2 separate regions of the Homo sapiens genome follow, and region 2 is linked to region 1. Evidence: read pairs that join two places in POLR2A ChIA-PET (ENCODE). Cell type or tissue: Caco-2. All regions are shown on one strand. Links, peaks and the distances in the headings refer to the core of each region. The heading gives the core; the rest is flanking DNA.

The links. Peaks named below come from ENCODE experiments on the same cell type or tissue, not always from the same donor. Only the 100,000 strongest peaks of a DNase experiment are listed, where the experiment ranks them.
Region 2: POLR2A ChIA-PET joins it to region 1 with 12 read pairs; 3 of 35 experiments call an interaction of 5 or more read pairs at or near these places.

The regions. Positions count from the first base shown.
Region 1 is chr19:41,123,473-41,132,392 of GRCh38, reverse strand. CYP2F1 (cytochrome P450 family 2 subfamily F member 1) reads right to left here. Exons shown (of 10, transcript NM_000774.5): 8 at 7,487-7,674; 9 at 6,759-6,900; 10 at 4,012-4,492. The coding sequence ends at 4,311. Among named protein-coding and RNA genes, the nearest start is that of CYP2F1, 14 kb to the right of the region's middle. In Caco-2, for the core only: a CTCF peak has its summit at 5,524 (motif pointing left); a DNase peak (open chromatin) is centred at 4,392.
Region 2 is chr19:40,765,842-40,774,761 of GRCh38, reverse strand. No RefSeq gene overlaps it. Among named protein-coding and RNA genes, the nearest start is that of MIA, 5.2 kb to the left of the region's middle. In Caco-2, for the core only: no CTCF peak of the experiment used is centred there; a DNase peak (open chromatin) is centred at 3,381.

The DNA.
Region 1 (8,920 bases), core at 921-8,920:
CAGAGCAAGGATTTTGTCTTGTTTGCTTCTGTATCCCAGCACTTAAAATAGCGCTCAGCACAGCAGTAGGCACTTAGTAAATGTTTGTTGAATGAATGCCCAATTTTTCTTCCTCCCTACCTCTCTTTGTTTTTTTATAGAGATGGGGTCTTGTTAAGTTGGCCAGGTTGGTCTTCAACTCTTGGTCTCAAGCAATCCTCCTGCCTCAGCCTCCTAAAGTGCTAGGATCACAGTCGTGAGCCACCGTGCCCAGCCTCTTTCTTCCCTCCCCTCCCCTCTTTTCCCTTTCTTCTTCTCTCTTCTCTTCCCTTCCCTTCCATCTGTCTTGTTCTGTTGCCCAGGCTGGAGTGCAGTGGCACCATCACAGCTCACTGCAGCCATGACTGCCTGGGCTCAAGTGATCCTCCCACCTGAGCCTCCCAAGTAGCTGGGACTAGAGGTGCGTGCCACCATGCCTAGCTAATTTTTAAAATATTTATAGAGACCAGGTCTCGTTATGTTGCCCAGGCTGGTCTCAAACTCCTGGGCTCAAGTGATCCTCCCGCCTTGGTGTTTCTATCTCTTTGTAATTAGACTGGATTTCTCTGTTTCTCTCTTTCTTTTCCTCCCTTTTTCTTTTTCTCTCAGGTCTCTCTATCTCTCTTCATTTCTGTTCTCTTTATTTATCTTTGTCTTTCCTCTCTCTGGACATCGCTGTCTTTCCCTTTTCTCAGTGGCTGTCTTTCTCCTCCCGGTCTCTGTTTTCCAGGATTTCTCTGCCATCCCTGCGTTATCTGTCTCTTCCTTTTCCTCTCCATCTCTTTTCAGTGTCTCCAGGTGTTTTTCTGCATCATCTCTCTCTGCCTGTCTTTCTCAGGACCTCTGAGTCTCTCTGTGTCTCCCTCTCTCCCCCAACCTCTGTGTCCCTGGCTGGGCCCTGGGGCCGACTCTGGTCAGCCTGTGATGGGAACAGTGAGGGGATTAAAGAGCTGACACCTTAATCCCCATGTGGGGACTGCCTATAAGCCTCACTCCAGTAAGCCCCATGCTCAGCAGAGCATGTCCCAGTTTCTGCATCGCCTTGGGGAGACCCCGTTTAGGGTAGAGCCTCTCAGGCCACCTCCACTGATGGCTGAGGGGCCAGTTCCACTCTGCTTGAATCTGGCTTGATGTGCTTTGGGACGCCTGCCCCGCAAAAACAGCCACTGTCAGCAGGATGTTAGGGTATTAGGTCGGGTCCCAGGTTGGGAGGGTACATGCCTGGGGTTGCTATCGTCACTCCAAACGGGAGAATTTCAGAGAATTTCAGTGAGAGGGTGGGAGGGCCTAGTGCAGTGGTTCATGCCTGTAATCCCAGCACTTTGGGAGGCTGAGGTGGGCAGATCACTTGAGGCCAGTAGTTCGAGACGAGCCTGGCCAACATGGTGAAACCCCATCTCTACTAAAAATACAAAAATTAGCTGGGCATAGTGGTACGTGCCTGTAATCCCAGCTACTCGAGAGGCTGAGGCATGAGAATCACTTGAGCCCTGGAGGTGGAGGTTGCAGTGAGCTGAGATCATGCCACTGCACTCCAGCCTGGGCAACAGAGCAAGATTCTGTCCAAAAAAAAAAAAAAGAAAAGAAAAAAGAAAAAAAAGAAAAGAGGGGCTGGGGATTGAGGGAGGGAGCCTCAGTCCTCGGAACTCCCACTGTCATTGCTCATCTGTCTTTCTCTGGTCATTTCTCTGTTTCTTTCCATTCTCTCTCTCGATTCCCCCTGCCTCCCATATCTTAGTGTCTGTGTTTCTCTGCTCTTCTCTGTATTTAAGGGTGTCTGCCTCTTTCTTTCTGGGTCTCTGACTTGTGAATTAAAAGGTAGTAGTTAGAAGTGCAGTGTCTGAGTAGGGCATGGTGGTGTGCACGGGTTGTCCAGAACTTTGGGAGGCTGAGGCTAGAGGATCACTTGAGGCCAGGAGTTCGAGACGAGCCTGGGCAACATAGTGAGACTGCCTCTACAAAAATTAAAAATAAAAAAATTAGCAGCTGGGTGCAGTGGCTTACGCCCATAATCCCAGCACTTTGGGAAGCTGAGGCGGGTGGATCTCCTGAGCCCAAGAGTTCGAGACCAGCCTGGCCAACATGGTGAAACCCTGTCTCTACTAAAAATACAAAAAAAAAAAAAAAAAAAAAAGGTAGCTGGGTGTGGTGGCGGGCACCTGTAATCCCAGCTGCTCAGGAGGCTGAGGCACAAAAATTGCCTGAACCTAGGAGGTGGAGGTTGCAGTGAGCTGAGATTGAGCCACTGCACTCCAGCCTGGGTGACAGAGCAAGACTCTGTCTCAAAAAATAACTCAAAAAATAAAAATAAAAACAAATTAACCAGGTGTGGTTGTGGTGCAGCCTGTAGTCCCAACTACTCAGAAAGCTAAAGTGGAAGGATCTCTTCAGCCTGGGAGGTTGAAATTGCAGTGAGCTGTGATTATGCCATTGCATCCCAGCCTGAGAGACAGAGTGACAGCTTCTCTTGGAAGAAAAAAAAAAAAAAAAAAGAAAGAAGAAGAAAAAAGAAAAGAAGTGCAGTGTCTGTAGCCTCAGAGTCTGAATTTAGATCCCAGCTCTGCCTGTTTCTGTGTGACCTTGGGCAACTCACTTCACCTCTCTGAGCCTCAGTTTGCTCATCTGTAAAAACATGATAATAATACTGCTTTGTGGCCAGGTGTGGTGGCTCATGCCTGTAATCCCAGTGCTTTTTGGGTGGGAGGATCGCCTTAGTTCGGGAGTTCAAGACCAGCCTAGGCAACACTGCAAGACTCTGTCTCTACTAAAGATTAAAAAAAAAAAAAAAATTAGCCAGGCACGGTGATTGTAGTCCCAGCTATTTGGTGGTCTGAAACAGAAGCAGGAGGATCAGCTGAACCCAGAAGTTCAAGGTTGCAGTGAGCCTTGAATTGTGCCATTGCACTCCAGCCTAGGCAACAGAGGGAGACCCTGCCTATAAAAGAAACAAACAGGCCAGGCACAGTGGCTCACACCTGTAATCCCAGCACTTTGGGATGCCGAGGTGGGCGGATCACGAGGTCAGGAGATTGAGACCATCCTATCTAACACAGTAAAACCCTGTCTCTACTAAAAATACAAAAAATTAATCGGGAGTGGTGGCACATGCCCGTAGTTCCAGCTACTCAGGAGGCTGAGGCAGGAGAATCACTTGAACCAGGGAGGCAGAGGTTTCAGTGAGCCAAGATCGCGCCACCGCACTCCAGCCTGGGCAACAGAGCGAGTCTCTGTCTCGAAAAAAGAAAGAAAGAAAGAAAGAAAAAAAACCTCCCAAATCAAACCAAAGCAAAAAACATGGCTTTGCCTCATAGGGAGACTTAATGAGGCATTCAGAACAGCGTGCAAATAGGGAGTGTCATTTAGTGTCAGTGCTTGTTCCTTAGCCTCACTTTGCCCTGCTTCCATCTCTCTGCAGTGCCCTTCATCTCTTGCATATTCTCTCTGATATCTCGCTGCTGTCTCCTTCTTCCTTCTCCTCCTCTTCTTCTTCTTCTTCCTCTCCTCTCCCTCCTCCCCCTCCTCCCTCTCCCTCTCCCTCTCCTTCTTCTTTTTTCTTTCTTCTTCTGACAGGGTCTCACTCCCGTCTCCCAGGCGGGAATGCAGTGGCGCAATGATACCCCATTGCAGCCTCGACCTCCCAGGATCAAGCAATCCTCCTGCCCCACTTTTTGACTTTTTGTAGAGTCAGGCCTCACTCTGTTGCCAGGCCGGTCTCAAACTCCTGGGTTCAAGCGATCCTCCCGCCTCAGCCTCCCAAAGTGCTGGGATTACAGGTGTGAGCCACCTCACCTGGTCCTGCTGCCTTTTTCTCTGTCTTGGTTTCTCTGCCTCTCTGGCTTCAGGTCCTCGCAGCCTTTACCTTCAAGCCTGTCTCCAGGATACAATTTGTCCCACCCTAGCCACCCTAAAGGTGAGGGCAAAACTAGCCAGTGTCTCCATCTCTGCAGCCAGCTCCCTTCTCCCCATCCTAAATGACTCTCATTCTCACTTTAATTCAGCCAAGACTGGTTTGAATCTATTACAATGTACTAAGAAATGATACAAAAAGCCTAGAAAAGGGCGTGCCATAGAACAAGCTCTGTGGGTACAAAAAGACATGCCACATCTGCCTCTGCCCTGCAGACGGGGCACAGATTGGAGGGATGGGGGAAGGGCACGCGGCAGGCACAGCATGCAGGGAAGACAGCGTGACTGCCAGAGGGATGAGGGCAGACTGTGGACCAAGAAGGGGACGTAGCAACCCGCATGGGCGGGCCTCATCGCTCACAGGCGAATCTGGAAGGGCCGGGGCGTTAGCGCGGGCGCAGGCACAGCTGGAAAGGCCGCGGCAAATTGCCAAGACCTGAGCTGAGTGGGGTCAGGTCGATGTCCTCGGGCGCACCCAGCGGCTGCAGCGAAAAGCTCTGCAGGATGGCGGTGAGGTACAGAAAGAGCTCCATGCGCGCCAGCGACTCTCCCAGGCACAGACGGCGCCCTGCAGGGGTGGCAGGATGGGGAGCGGCGGTGAGATAAGATGAGGTTAGAGGCTGCAACCCCACATTCCCAGAGGAAAACATAAGAGGAAAGGAAGACAGCAGCTGGGGACGTCACAGATTCACCCATGTAAAGAACTGGGAAAGATGCTTTAAACTGTGGAGTGGAATGACCTGGGCTGCTTGGGTTCGAATCCTGGCCCTGTCACTACTAGTTTTGTGATCCTGGACAAACCACACGTTCTGGATATTTAAAATGGGGATATGAAGGCTGGGCGTGCTGGCTTAGGCCTGTAATCCCAGCATTTTCGGAGGCCGAGGGAAGAGGATCCCTTGAGCCCAGGAGTTTGAGAGCAGCCTGGGCAACACAGCAAGATCCCATCTCTACAAAAAAAATTTTAAAAATGTGCAAGGTGGCACATGCCTGCAGTCCCAGCTGCTTGGGAGGCTGAGGCGAGGGGATCACTTGAGCCCAGGAGATCAAGGCTGCAGTGAGCCATGATCGTGCCACTGCCCTCTAGCCTGGGTGACAGCAAGACCCTGTCTCAGAAAGAAAAATAAAAGGAGGGATAGTAATAGTGCCTCATGAGGCTGCTGTGAATGGTAAACACAGGGAAAGCAGTGAGGCTGTAAGTAGCTTACCATGGGCCATGCATTACTCTGAGCATTACATCGCAATTAATTCTAACAACTCCAAGAGGCAGGCCTTAGTATTATCTCCATTTTATAGATGTGGACATTGAGGCACAGAGAAGTGGAGTAACATACCCAAGGCAACACAGCTAGGGGGTGACAGATGGGATGCAAACCCTGCTGGAATCTGGGCCACACATTCCCAGAGGAAAACATAAGCTCTTAGCTGGGCTCTTGTAGAGGCAGCACTTGACGCACAGTAGGCAATATGGTAAGTTACCTATTATTATGCCAGTTTTTTGTTTTTTCTTTTCCTGCCACTGAGTAAAGAGGGAGTTTTTCAGCAGGGTAAAGAGGAAAGCCAAAAAACAAACAAACAAAACAAAAACCCCTAGAACCACCTCAACTGCGCCACCCAGTGGAGAGGTAAACAATGACCACTCCCAAGTTCAATTTTTTTTTCTTTTAAAATTTTTATATATTTTTTATTTTTGGCTAGTCAGTATTTTTTATTTTAGAGAAAGGATCTCGCTCTGTTGCCCAGACTGGAGTGCAGTGGCATGATCATACTCACTGTAACCTCAAACTCCTGAGCTCAAGTGATCATCCCACCTCAGCCTCCCAAGTAGCTGGGACCACAGATGCACACCACACCACATCTAGGTAATTTTAACATTTTCAGTAGAGAAAGGGTCTTGCCATGTTGTCCAGGCTGGTCTTGAACTCCTGGCCTCAAGCGATCCTCCCGCCTCAGCCTCCCAAAGTGATGGGATTACAGGTGTGAGCCAATGTGCCTGGCCCAAGTTAAATAATAATTATTATAATTATTATTTATTCATTTTTTGAGATGGAGTTTTGTTCTTGTTGCCCAGGCTGGAGTGCAATGACATGATCTTGGCTCACTGCAACCTCCGCCTCCCGGGTTCAAGTGATTCTCCTGCCTCAGCCTCCAGAGTAGCTGGGATTACAAACATGTGCCACCATTCCTGGCTAATTTTGTATTTTTAGTAGAGACAGGGTTTCACCATGTTGGTCAGGCTAATCTTGAACTCCTGACTTCAGGTAATCTGCCCGCCTAGATCTCCCAAAGTGCTGGGATTACAGGTGTGAGCAACTGCCCCTGGCTGTTAAATTATTATCATTATTTTTTTTGAGACAGAGTCTCTCTCTGTACAATGGTGCAATCTCGGCTCACTGCAACCTCCGCCTCCTGGGTTCAAGTGATTTTCCTGTCTCAGCCTCCAGAGTAGCGGGGACTACATGCGCCCACCACCACACCCAGCTAATTTTTGTATTTTAAGTAGAGACAGGGTTTCACCATATTGGTCAGGCTGGTCTCGAACTCCTGACCTCAGGCGATCCACCCACCTCAGCCTCCCAAAGTGCTGGGATTACAGGTGTGAGTCACCATGCCCAGTCCCAAGTTAAATTATTAATCAACCTCCCCACCTTGCTTCACGAGGATTTTAGTCACTACTTGCCTATAGGAGCAGAGTTGAGAGGAGGAATGAATGTCTCTGTGCATCCAAAGCTGAGAATGGGTGGAAGGAAGGAGTGAGAGGATTTGGCAAGTGGAATTAGGGTGAGGAATGTAGGTAGAAATTGGGCCAGAAAGACTCTGATTCCTGCCCTCACCAGCTGAGAAGGGCATGAAGGCTGGACTCTTCTTGAAGGACTGATTGGCATCCAAAAAATGCTCGGGGTTGAACTCCTGGGGCGTCAGGAACTGGCTGGGGTCGTAGTGGACGGTGTTAAGGAGGGTGATGACATCGGTGCCCTGTGTGGGTGAGGAGGTGGACTTAGCAGTGTAGGAGGGCTGGGAGGCTCCCAAACTCCTTTCCATTGTATTGGGCTGGGTGTCCTGGGGACTTGATAAGGGGTGGGTATAGGTGGGTATAGGACTCAATCGGGGGCCAAGGAAATATGTGTGGGTGTCTAGGGTTCCAAGTGATGGGTGCTATATGCTGTATTATTGGGGACTTTGGCAGGGATGTGGGAAACCCCCAACCTTTGTGGGAACAGATGTGGGGTTTCTGGGGAAAAGGAGGGGTCCCTGAGAATAGCGTTTAGGCCCAGGGGATCCTCCAGATGAAGTTCCAGACCCCAGGGCTTCCAGGGAGGGGTTCTAGGAAGGGGATTTGTCATGGTGAAGGGGTCTAGTCCACTATGATATGAGATGGGGTCCTGGCAAAGGCCTGAGCTTCTGGATTTAAGGGTCTGAGATGTCTGTAGCTAGGGCTTGGGATGCCAGTTGCTAAGGCCTGGGGTGTTCATGGCTAGTGCCTGGGATACTCCTTGCCAGTGCAAGAGCCTGCGATGCCTCCTCTTAGGTTGCCTGATGTCGTTTGCCAGGCCTAGCGCACCTTGGGTATCAGGAAGCCGCGAAAGGCCGTGTCCCTAGTGACGCGGTGCGGCAAGTTCATGGGGATGATGTCTGCAAAGCGCTGCACCTCGTGGATCACCGCGTCTGTGTAAGGCATGGCCGCGCGGTCCTTCAGCGCCGGCAGCCGCGCGCGTCCCACCACGAGGTCGATCTCCTCCTGCACGCGGGCTGGAGAGGAAGCGGGAAGCGGGGTCGAGGGTATCAGCGGGCGCGACAGGGCAACCAGGCTGATAAGAGGTGTGTGCGTGTGTGGGGAGGCGTCTAGTCAAAGTCTCCCAGCGCGGGGCGCCACTGCTGGGGCGCACGTGAGAATTAGCTAGAGCTGGCCGGGCGCGGTGGCTCACGCCTGTAATCCCAGCACTTGGGAGGCCCAGGCGGACGGATCGCTTGAGCCCAGGAGTTTGAGACCATCTGGGCAACATGGTGAAACCCAATCTCCACAACAAAATAGAAAAATTAGCTGGGCTTGGTGGCGCACACCTGTGGTCCCAGCTGCTTGGGAGGCTGAGGCAGGAGAATCACTTGAACCCAGGAGGAGGAGGTTGCAGTGAGCTGGGATCAGGCCACTGCACTTCAGCCTGGGTGACAGAGCAAGATTCCGTCTCAAAAAAAAAAAAAAAAAAAAAAAAAAGGGGGGGGGGAAGAGGAAAAAAAAAAAAGAATTAGCCAGGGTCTGGGAGGAAGTGGGTCAGTGAGGGCGAAAGCTTGGCTTGTGCAAGGGCCTGAGTGTTGGGTTGTGTGGGCAGGGCTTCAGGGAGGCCTGGAATCCAGGACCTGATGGGATTTCAGGAGCAGTTTTGGGGCTCTACTGGCTGGACGGTAGGTCGAGTGGGTGGACTGTGTGGGAGGGCTGGAGATCAGGGGCAGAGCAGGGGATACACCCAGAGATGGAGCTTGGGGAGGTGGAGCAGCAGACAGAGCTGTGTGTGTGGGCCAGGCTGCATGGGAGAGGTAGGGTTCCCTGGCAGGCACATGGCTGGGGCTCCAGGGCAGGGCTCTGAAGCCGGAGGTGGACGCATGTGGTGGTTGACGCACTCGGCACAAAGCAAGACTAAGCGGGTGGAGGCAGGAGCGGTGGCTCACACCTGTAACCCCAGCACTTTGGGAGGCCAAGGTGAGAGGATTGCTTGAGCCCAGGAGTTGGGGACCAGCCAGGGCAACACAGCGAGACCCTGTCTCTACAAAAAATAAAAAATTAGCTGAGTGTATTGAGTGTGGTGGTGCACGCCTGTACTCCCAGCTATTGATAAGGCGGAGGTGGGGAGATTGCTTGAGCCCAAGGGGCTGCAGTGAGCTGTAATTACGGCACTGTACTCCAGCCTGGGCGACAGAGTGAGTCTGTCTCAAAAACAAACAAAAAACTAAGCAGAGCTGGGTGTAGTGGCTCACGCCTGTAATCCCAGCACTTTGGGAG
Region 2 (8,920 bases), core at 46-8,045, 360 kb after region 1:
ATCCCGGCTCACTGCAGCCTCAACCTCCTAGACTCAGGCAATCCTCCCACCTCAGCCTCCTGAGTAACTGGGACTACAGGCACAAGCCACCTATGCCCAATTAATCCATTTTTTTAAATAATTATTTTGAGGTAGAGTCTTGCTCTGTTGCCCAGGTTGGAGTGCACTGGCATGATCCTGGTTCACTGTAGCCCCTATTTCCTGGGCTCAAGCATTCCTCCCACCTCAGCCTACCGAGTAGCTGGGACCACAGACATGTACCATTATGCCCAGTTAATTTTTTGTATTTTTTGGTAGAGCCGGGGTTTCGTCATGTTGCCCAGCCTCGTCTCAAACTCCTGGGCTCAAGCAATCTGCCCACCATGGCCTTCCAAAGTGCTGGGATTACAGGCATGAGCCACCAAGCCCAGCCTAATTTAATTTTTTGAGACAGGATCTTGCTGTTGCTCAGGCTGAAGTACAGTGATGTGATCATAGCTCACTGCATCCTCAAACTCCTGGGCTCAAGAAATCCTCCCCTCTCAGCCTCTCGAGTAGAATAGTAGGCAAGTCACCATTCTTGGATGATTTCTTTTATTTTTATTTTTCTAGAGCCAATGTCTTACTGTGCTGCCTGGGCTGGTCTTGAACTCTTGTCCCCAAGTATCCTCCCGCCTTGGCCTCCCAAAGCACTGGGATTACAGGCATGAGCCACCAATGCCTGGCCTATAACCCCTTGTTACATGGAAATGGAAGTGTGGAGTTAAGGAACTTGTCTAAGGCTTACAGAGCCAGGAAGTGGAGAAGTGGAGAGGCTAAGACTTGTATCCAGGCCCACAGCCATTGCTATGCTATCTTTTTTTTTTTTTCTTTTTTTTCTTTGAGATGGAGTCTCATATTGCAGTGGTACAATCTCAGCTCACTGCAACCTCCACCTCCCGAGTTCAAGCAATTCTCCTGCCTCAGCCTCCCGAGTAGCTGGGATTACAGGCATGTGCCACCATGCCCGGCTATTTTTGTATTTTTAGTAGAGACAGGGTTTGTCCATGTTGGCCAGGCTGGTCTCGAACTCCCCACCTCAGGTGATCCACCCGCCTCGGCGTTCCAAAGTGCTGGGATTATAGGAGTGAGTCACCGCGTCTGGCCTGAAAGATTTTTTTTTTTTTACAGGCAGGGTCTCACTCTGTCACCCAGACTAGAGTGCAGTGCCACAATCACAGCTCACTCAGCCTTGAACAACTGGGCTCAAGCTATTCTCCCACCGCAGCCTCCTAAGTAGCTGTGACTATAAGTGTGAGCCACTGCACCTGGCTTTGAAATGCAATTTCTTTTTTTTTTTTTTTTTTTTTGAGACATTGTTTCGCTCTTGTCACCCAAGCTGGAGTGCAATGGCACGATCTTAGCTCACTGTGACCTCCCCCTCCCGGGTTCAAGTGATTCTCCTGCCTCAGCCTCCCAAGTAGCGGGGATTACAGGCATCTGCCACCATGCCCAGCTAATTTTGTATTTTTAGTAGAGATGGGGTTTCACCATGTTGGTCAGGCTGGTGTCAAACTCCTGACCTCAAGTGACCCACCCACCTTGGCCTCCAAAAGTGTGGGGATTACAGGTGTGAGCCACCGCACCCGGCCCCACTTTAAAACACTCTTTAAAAAATTATTTCTTCATTCAGGCCAGACATGGTGGCTCACTCTTGTAATCCCAGCACTTTGGGAGGCTGAGGCAGGCGGATCACTTGAGGTCAGGAGTTTTGAGACCAGCCTGGCCAACGTGGTGAAAATACAAAAATTAGACAGGCATGGTGGCACACACCTGTAGTCCCAGCTACTTGGGAGGCCGAACCAGAATCACTTGAAACTGGGAGGTGGAGGCTGCAGTGAGCCAAGATCACGCCACTGCACTCCAGCCTGAACGAGAGAGTGAGACCCTGTCTCAAAAAAAAAAAAAAAAAAATCCGCCGGATGCAGTGGCTCACACCTGTAATCCCAGCACTTTGGGAGGCTGAGGTGGGTGGATCACCTGAGGTCAGGAGTTCAAGACCAGCCTGGCCAATATGGTGAAACCCTGTCACTACTGAAAAATACAAAAATGAGCCAGGCATGGTGGCGCATGCCTGTAGTCCCAGCTACTCAGGAGGCTGAGGCAGAAGAATTGCTTGAACCTGGGAGGTGGAGGTTGCAATGAGCCAAGATCATGCCACTGCACTCCAGCCTGGGTGACAGAGTGAGACTCTGTCTCAAAAAAAAAAAAAATCATTTCTTCATTCATTGAAGATTTCATGAGTACATAAAGTATCCTAGGACTTAATCCAGACCCTGGAGATTCATCAAGGAATGAAAATTAAAGGGGAGATAATCAATGAACAAAGTTCAGATATATGATAGTGTGTGAAGTATTAAGGATACTCAGAAAGAACACTCAAGAATCAGCTGTGGGAACCGTGCCCCCTGCCCCATATTACTGATGAAGCCACAAAGAAATAGAAGTGACTTCAATTCCCAAAGCACAGTGCATGTATCTCCTGCTGCATAATTAGCCTAAGACCAACATTGCCCCAGTGCAGTGGCTCATGCCTGTAATCCCAACACTTTGGGAGGCTGAGACAGGAGGATTGCTAGAGCCTAAGAATTTGAGACCAGCCTAAGTAACACAGGGAGACCCTTGTACCTACAAAAAGAAGAAAAAAAGAGAAAAACTAGCTGTGCATGGTGGTACAAACCTGTAGTCCCAGCCACTCAGGAGGTTGAGGTGGGAGGACCACTTGAACCCAGGATGTAGAGGCCGCAGTGAGCCATGATCGTGCCACTGCACTCTAGAGCAAGAACCTGTTTAGAAAAAAAAAGACCAAAATTATCACCTTTTCTGTGGGTCGAATGTCTCAGGCTTAAGGTCTGCTATAAGGCTGCAATCAGCCTGTCAGCCAGGGGTGCAGTTTCATCTGAAGGCTGAATGGTGGGAGGACTGCTTCCAAACTCATTCAGGCAGCTGTTGGGGAGATGCAGTTGCTTGTGGGAACTGGACTGAGGGCCTCTGTCCTCAGTTTTCTTGACACGTGGACCTCTACAGACAGCTTGAGAGGTGAAGATGGCTGGGCCTCTGGGCCGGTGAGGACTTGGAGAACTTTTCTGTCTACCTAAAGGATTGTAAATGCACCAATCAGCACTCTGTGTCTAGCTAAAGGTTTGTAAACACACCAATCAGTGCTCTGTGTCTAGCTAATCAGGTAGGGGACTTGGAGAACTTTTCTGTCTAGCTAAAGGATTGTAAATGCACCAATCAGCGCTCTGTGTCTAGCTAAAGGATTGTAAGCACGCCAATCAGCGCTCTGTGTCTAGGTAAAGATTTGTAAACGCACCAATCAGCTCTCTGTAAAAACGGACCAATCAGACTCTGTAAAACAGACCAATCAGCACTCTGTAAAATGGACCAATCAGCTATCTGTAAAATGGATCAATCAGCAGGATGTGGGTGGGACCAAATAAGGAAATAAAAGCAGGCCACCCTAGCCAGCAGCTGCAACTGGCTCAGGGCGCCTTCCATGCTGTGGAAGCCTTGTTCTTTTGCTCTTTGCAATAAATTTTGCTGTTGCACATTCTATAGGTCCACATTATCTTTATGAGCTGTAACACTCACCGCGAAGGTCTGTGGCTTCACTCCTGAACTCAGCATAGACTACAAACCCACCAGAAGGAAGAAATTCCAGATACATCTGAACATCTGAAGGAACAAACTCCAGGCACACCATCTTTAAGAACTGTGACACTCACTGCGAGGGTGCATGGCTTCATTCTTGAAGTCAGCGACGCCAAGAACCCACCAGAAGGAACCAATTCCAGACACAAGCTCACAACGTGGCAGCTGGATTTCCCAACAGCAAGACAGAGGCCAGTCTTTGTACCCACCCTTTGTACTCTTCCTCCATATTGCAGCCACAGGAGCAGGGCCACTGAGAAGCACAATTTTTTTTTTTAATTTTTTAAAATTTTGAGACAGAATCTCACTCTGTCGCCCAGGCTGGAGTGCAGTGGCATGATCTCGGCTTACTGCAACCTCCGCCTCCCGGGTTCAAGCAATTCTGCTTCAGCCTCCAAGTAGCTGAGACTACAGGCACGTGCCACCATGCCTGGCTAATTTTTGTATATTTAGTAGCGACGGGTTTCACCATATTCACCACGCTGGTGTCGATCTCCTGACCTCAAGTGATCTGCCCACCTCAGCCTCCCAAAGTGCTGGGATTACAGAGGTGAGCCACCGTGCCCGGCCTCTTTTTTTTCATCTCTCACCTCCAAAGTGTGCTTCGGAGATCCACAGGCTAAGCGTCCTTCTCCAGAGGGTCCACGTTGCTCCCAGGGACCCTCACCTCTAGACTGGCAAGTCCAAGCTTTTTTTAGAAGAGGATGGACACACACAGGCTTGGGGCCAGGGAAGAGTTTGTCAGGGATGAAGACTAGGTCTGTGCCATGTCTACAAACCCAACACCAAGCACCATGAGCTCAGCTCAAATGCACCTTCTCAGAAGGGTTTTCTGGACCACTCATTACTGTTCCCAACCCCATCACCCGCTTCACATCAGGATTTTTTTTTTTTTTTTGGAGTCTTGCTCTGTCACCCAGGCTGGAGTGTGCAGTGCCACTGCACCTCCATCTCACTGCAACCTCCACCTCCAGGTTCAAGTGATTCTCCTGCCTCAGCCTCCCAAGTAGCTAGGATTACAAGCATGCACCACCACGTCTAACTAATTTTGTTGTTGTTGTTGTTGTTTTGTTTGTTTGTTTTTTTGATACAGAGTCTTGCTCTGTCGCCCAGGCTGGATTTTGGAGTGCAGTGGCGCGATCTCGGCTCACAGCAAGCTCCACCTCCCGAATGGCTCACGCCATTCTCCTGCCTCAGCCTCCCAAGTAGCTGGGGCTACAGGCGCCCGCCACCACACCCGGCTAATTTTTTTGTATTTTTAGTAGAGACGGGGTTTCACCGGGTTAGTCAGGATGGTCTCGATCTCCTGACCTCGTGATCCGCCCGCCTCGGCTTCCCAAAGTGCTGGGATTACAGGCATGAGCCACTGCGCCCGGCTGTTGTTGTATTTTTAGTAGAGAGAGTGTTTCAGCATGTTGGCCAGGATGGTCTCGTACTCTTGATCTGAAGTGTTCCACCCACCTCAGCTTCCCAAAGCGCTGGGATTACAGGTGTGAGCCCCTGTGCCTGGCCCAGCCTAGGTTGTTTTTTGTTTGGAGATGGGGTCTCACTCTGTCACCCAGGCTGGAGTGCAGTGGCACCATCATAGCTCCCTGCAGCCTTGAACTGGGCTCCAGTGAACCCCCTGGGTCAGGCTCCCAACTAGCATGCCACCACTCATGGCTAATTTTTAATTTTTTTTTTTTTTTTGTAGAGATGAGGTCTCACTTTGTTGCCCAGGTTGGTCTCCTTGCCTCAAGCGACCCTCCCACCTCGGCCTCTCAGTATGCTGGCCCCACCACATCAGTTTTGTTTTCATCACAACACAATACTGGAAATTCTCTATTTTATTAATCACTGCATACCTTGTCCCTACAAAAGTATGCAGCACACAATAGGTACCCAGCAAATATTTGCTGAACTTATTGAGTGCTTGCTAAGTGACTGAAAGGGAGAGAGTGTGTGCTAGGGGATGGGTAATGAGTACAAACATCATCATGGTATTAATATAGAGGGACTACTCTTTACACAGGAAGTAAACAAAACTCAGACTGGGGACATCAACTGCCCATGGGCTAACAGCTATGAAGTCCCCAGAAAGCAGAAACCAGGACCAGCTGACCACGGAACGCACATACTTAATAGCCAGTAGGCCTGTGGTTGCCAGTATGGTGGGCGAGATGTTTCCCCTTGCCTGTCAGCAATAAACGTCATTTACTGCAGAGGGCAATTCCTGTCGTTCCCATCTTTCCCATCACAAGTGGAGGAGGTCTGCATGGGGTGCCCTGTATCTTCACTGCTTTTAATATTGACATTCCTCGTGAACAGGGAGAGCAGGGCATGAGCAGGATTGGGCCTAGAGCCTTGGCAGGAAAATAAGAATTTAGTATGTTTAGCCAGGCACAGTGGCTCACGCCTGTAATTCCAGCACTTTGGGAGGCCGAGGTGGGTGAATCATTTGAGGTCAGGAGTTTGAGACCAGCCTGGTCAACTTGGTGAAACCCCGTCTCTAATAAAAATGCAAAAATTAACCGGGCATGGTGGCGGGTGCCTGTAGTCCCAGCTACTCAGGAGGCTGAGACAGGAGAATTGCTTGAACCCAGGAGGCGGAGGTTGCAGTGAGCCAAGATCATGCCATTGCACTCCAGCCTGGGTGACAGAGTGAGGCTCTGTCTCAAAAAAGAAAAAAAAAAAGCCCGGGCGCGGTGGCTCACACCTGTAATCCCAGCACTTTTGGAGGCCAAGGCAGGCAGATCACCAGGTCAGGAGTTGGAGACCAGCCTGGCCAATATGGTGAAACCCTGTCTCTACTAAAAATACAAAAATTAGCCAGGTGTGGTGGCATGCACTTGTAATCCCAGCTACTCAGGAGGCTGAGGCAGGAGAATCGGGACGCAGAGATTGCAGTGAGCAGAAATCGCGCCACTACACTCCAGCCTGGGTGACGAGCAAAACCCCGCCTTAAAAAAAAAAAAAAATTAGCCAGGCATGGTGACGGGTGCCTGGAGTCCCAGCTACTCAGGAGGCTGAGGCAGGAGAATCGCATGAACCTGGGAGGCGGAGGTTGCAGTGAGCTCAGATCATGCCACTGCACTCCAGCCTGGGCAACAGAGCAAGACTCCATCTCAAAAAACAAGGAAAAATTTAGTATGTTTTACTGTATTCATGTATGTATGTATTTATTTTGAGACAGAGTCTCACTGTCACCAGGCTGGTTGATTGCAGTGGTGCAGTCTCGGCTCACTGCAACCTCCGCCTCCCATGTTCAAGCGATTCTCGTGCCTCAGCCTCCCAAGTAGCTGGGGTTACAGGCACGCGCCTCCACGCCCAACTAATTTTTGTATTTTTAGTAGAGACAGGGTTTCACCATGTTGGCCAGGATGGTCTCGATCTCCTGACCTCGTCATCTGCCCACCTTGGCTCCCAGAGTGGTGGGATTACAGGCGTGAGCCACCGCACCTGGCCTACTGTATTTAGTGGTAGATCTACTTTTTGCCAAAAGATTGCCTTTTTCCATGTACCTGGTGTGAGAAAGGGTCTTAAGTAATATGCGCATGCGCATATATATATATATACACACACACACACACACACACACTTTTTTTTTTTTTTTTTTTGAGATGGAGTCTCACTCTTTTTGTCATCCAGGCTGGAGTGCAGTGGTGCAATCTCGGCTCACTGCAACCTCTGCCTCCCAAGTTCAAGCAATTCTTATGCCTCAGCCTCCCAAGTAGCTGGGACAAGTGTGTACCACCATGCCCAGCTAATTTTTTTTTTTTGAGACAGATTCTTGCTGTTGCCCAGGCCAGAGTGCAATGGCGTGATCTTGGCTCACTGCAATCTCCACCTCCCGGGTTCAAGCGATTCTCCCTCCTCAGCCTCACGAGTAGCTGGGATTGGCACCCGCCACCCGTGCCTGGTTGATTTTTGTATTTTTGTAGAAACGGGGTTTCACCATGTTGGCCAGGCTGGTCTTAAACTCCTGACCTCAGGTGAGCCACCCACCTCGGCCTCCCAAAGTGCTGGGATTACAGGAATGAACCACCACGCCTGGCCAATTTATTGTATTTTTAATAGAGATGGGGTTTCACCATGTTGCCCAGGCTGGTCTTGAACTCCTGAGCTGAGACAACCTGTCCACCTCGGCCTCCCAAAGTGCTAGGATTATAAGCGTGAGTCACAGCACCGGGCCATGTGCATATTATTTTTGGTCAATTTAAAATTCCCCAGGACAGGGATGTGACAAACTCCTAAGGATGGTCCCCCCAACCAATCTCCCTTCCCTTTTTTTTTTGAGACGGAGTCTCACTGTCACCCAGGCTGGAGTGCAATGGCACGATCTTGACTCACTGCAACCTCCGCCTCCTGGGTTCAAATGATTCTTCTGCCTCAGCCTCCTAAGTAGCTGAGATTACCGGAGCACACCACCACGCCTGGCTAATTTTGTATTTTTAGTAGAGATGGGGTTTCTCCATGTTGGCCAGGCTTGTCTTGAACTCCTGGCCGCTGGTGATGCGCCCGCCTCGGCCTCCGAAAGTGCTGGGATTACAGGTGTGAGACACCACGCCTGACTCAACCTTTTTTTTTTTTTTTTTTTTTTTTGAGTCTCGCTCTGTGGCCCAGGCTGGAGTGGAGTGGCTCAATCTTGGCTCACTGCAGCCTCCCCGTCCTGGGATCAAGCAGTTCTCCTGTCTCAGCCTCCTGAGTAGTTGGGATTACAGGCACGCACCCCTATGCCCAGCTAATTTTTTTTGTATTTTTAATAGAGACGGGGTTTCACCATGTTGGTCAGGCTGGTTTGGAATTCCTGACCTCGTCATCTGCCCACCTCGGCCTCCCAAGGTGCTGGGATTATAGGCGTGAGCCACCCTGCCCAATCTCCCTTTCTAATCCAGAGCTGCAGCTGGGTTTGTGGCTGTACAGCCAGAAGTCACATATCCTAGACTTCCCTGCAGCTAGACACTGCAGGGGAATTGGGGTCAGGCACCTGCCTGAAGCTCCTGGCTGGCCACTGGCCAGGAAAGTAGATCACCTGTGTGTGAGGCGGCCACACCCCTCATACCAGCATCAAGTCAGTAGCTTCCCAGGAGTGACCAAATGAGTCCAGGCACTGCCGGAAGCCAGAGTGGCATCCCGCTGAACTCTAGCTAGGAGCTCATTCGGGGGCTGCAAACTCGAACTCAAGAGTCTCAAACCCAGACCGCCACTCCTACCACCCACACGCCCCATGATTTCAGCAGCACCAAGTTTCCTGTATTAAATTCCTTTC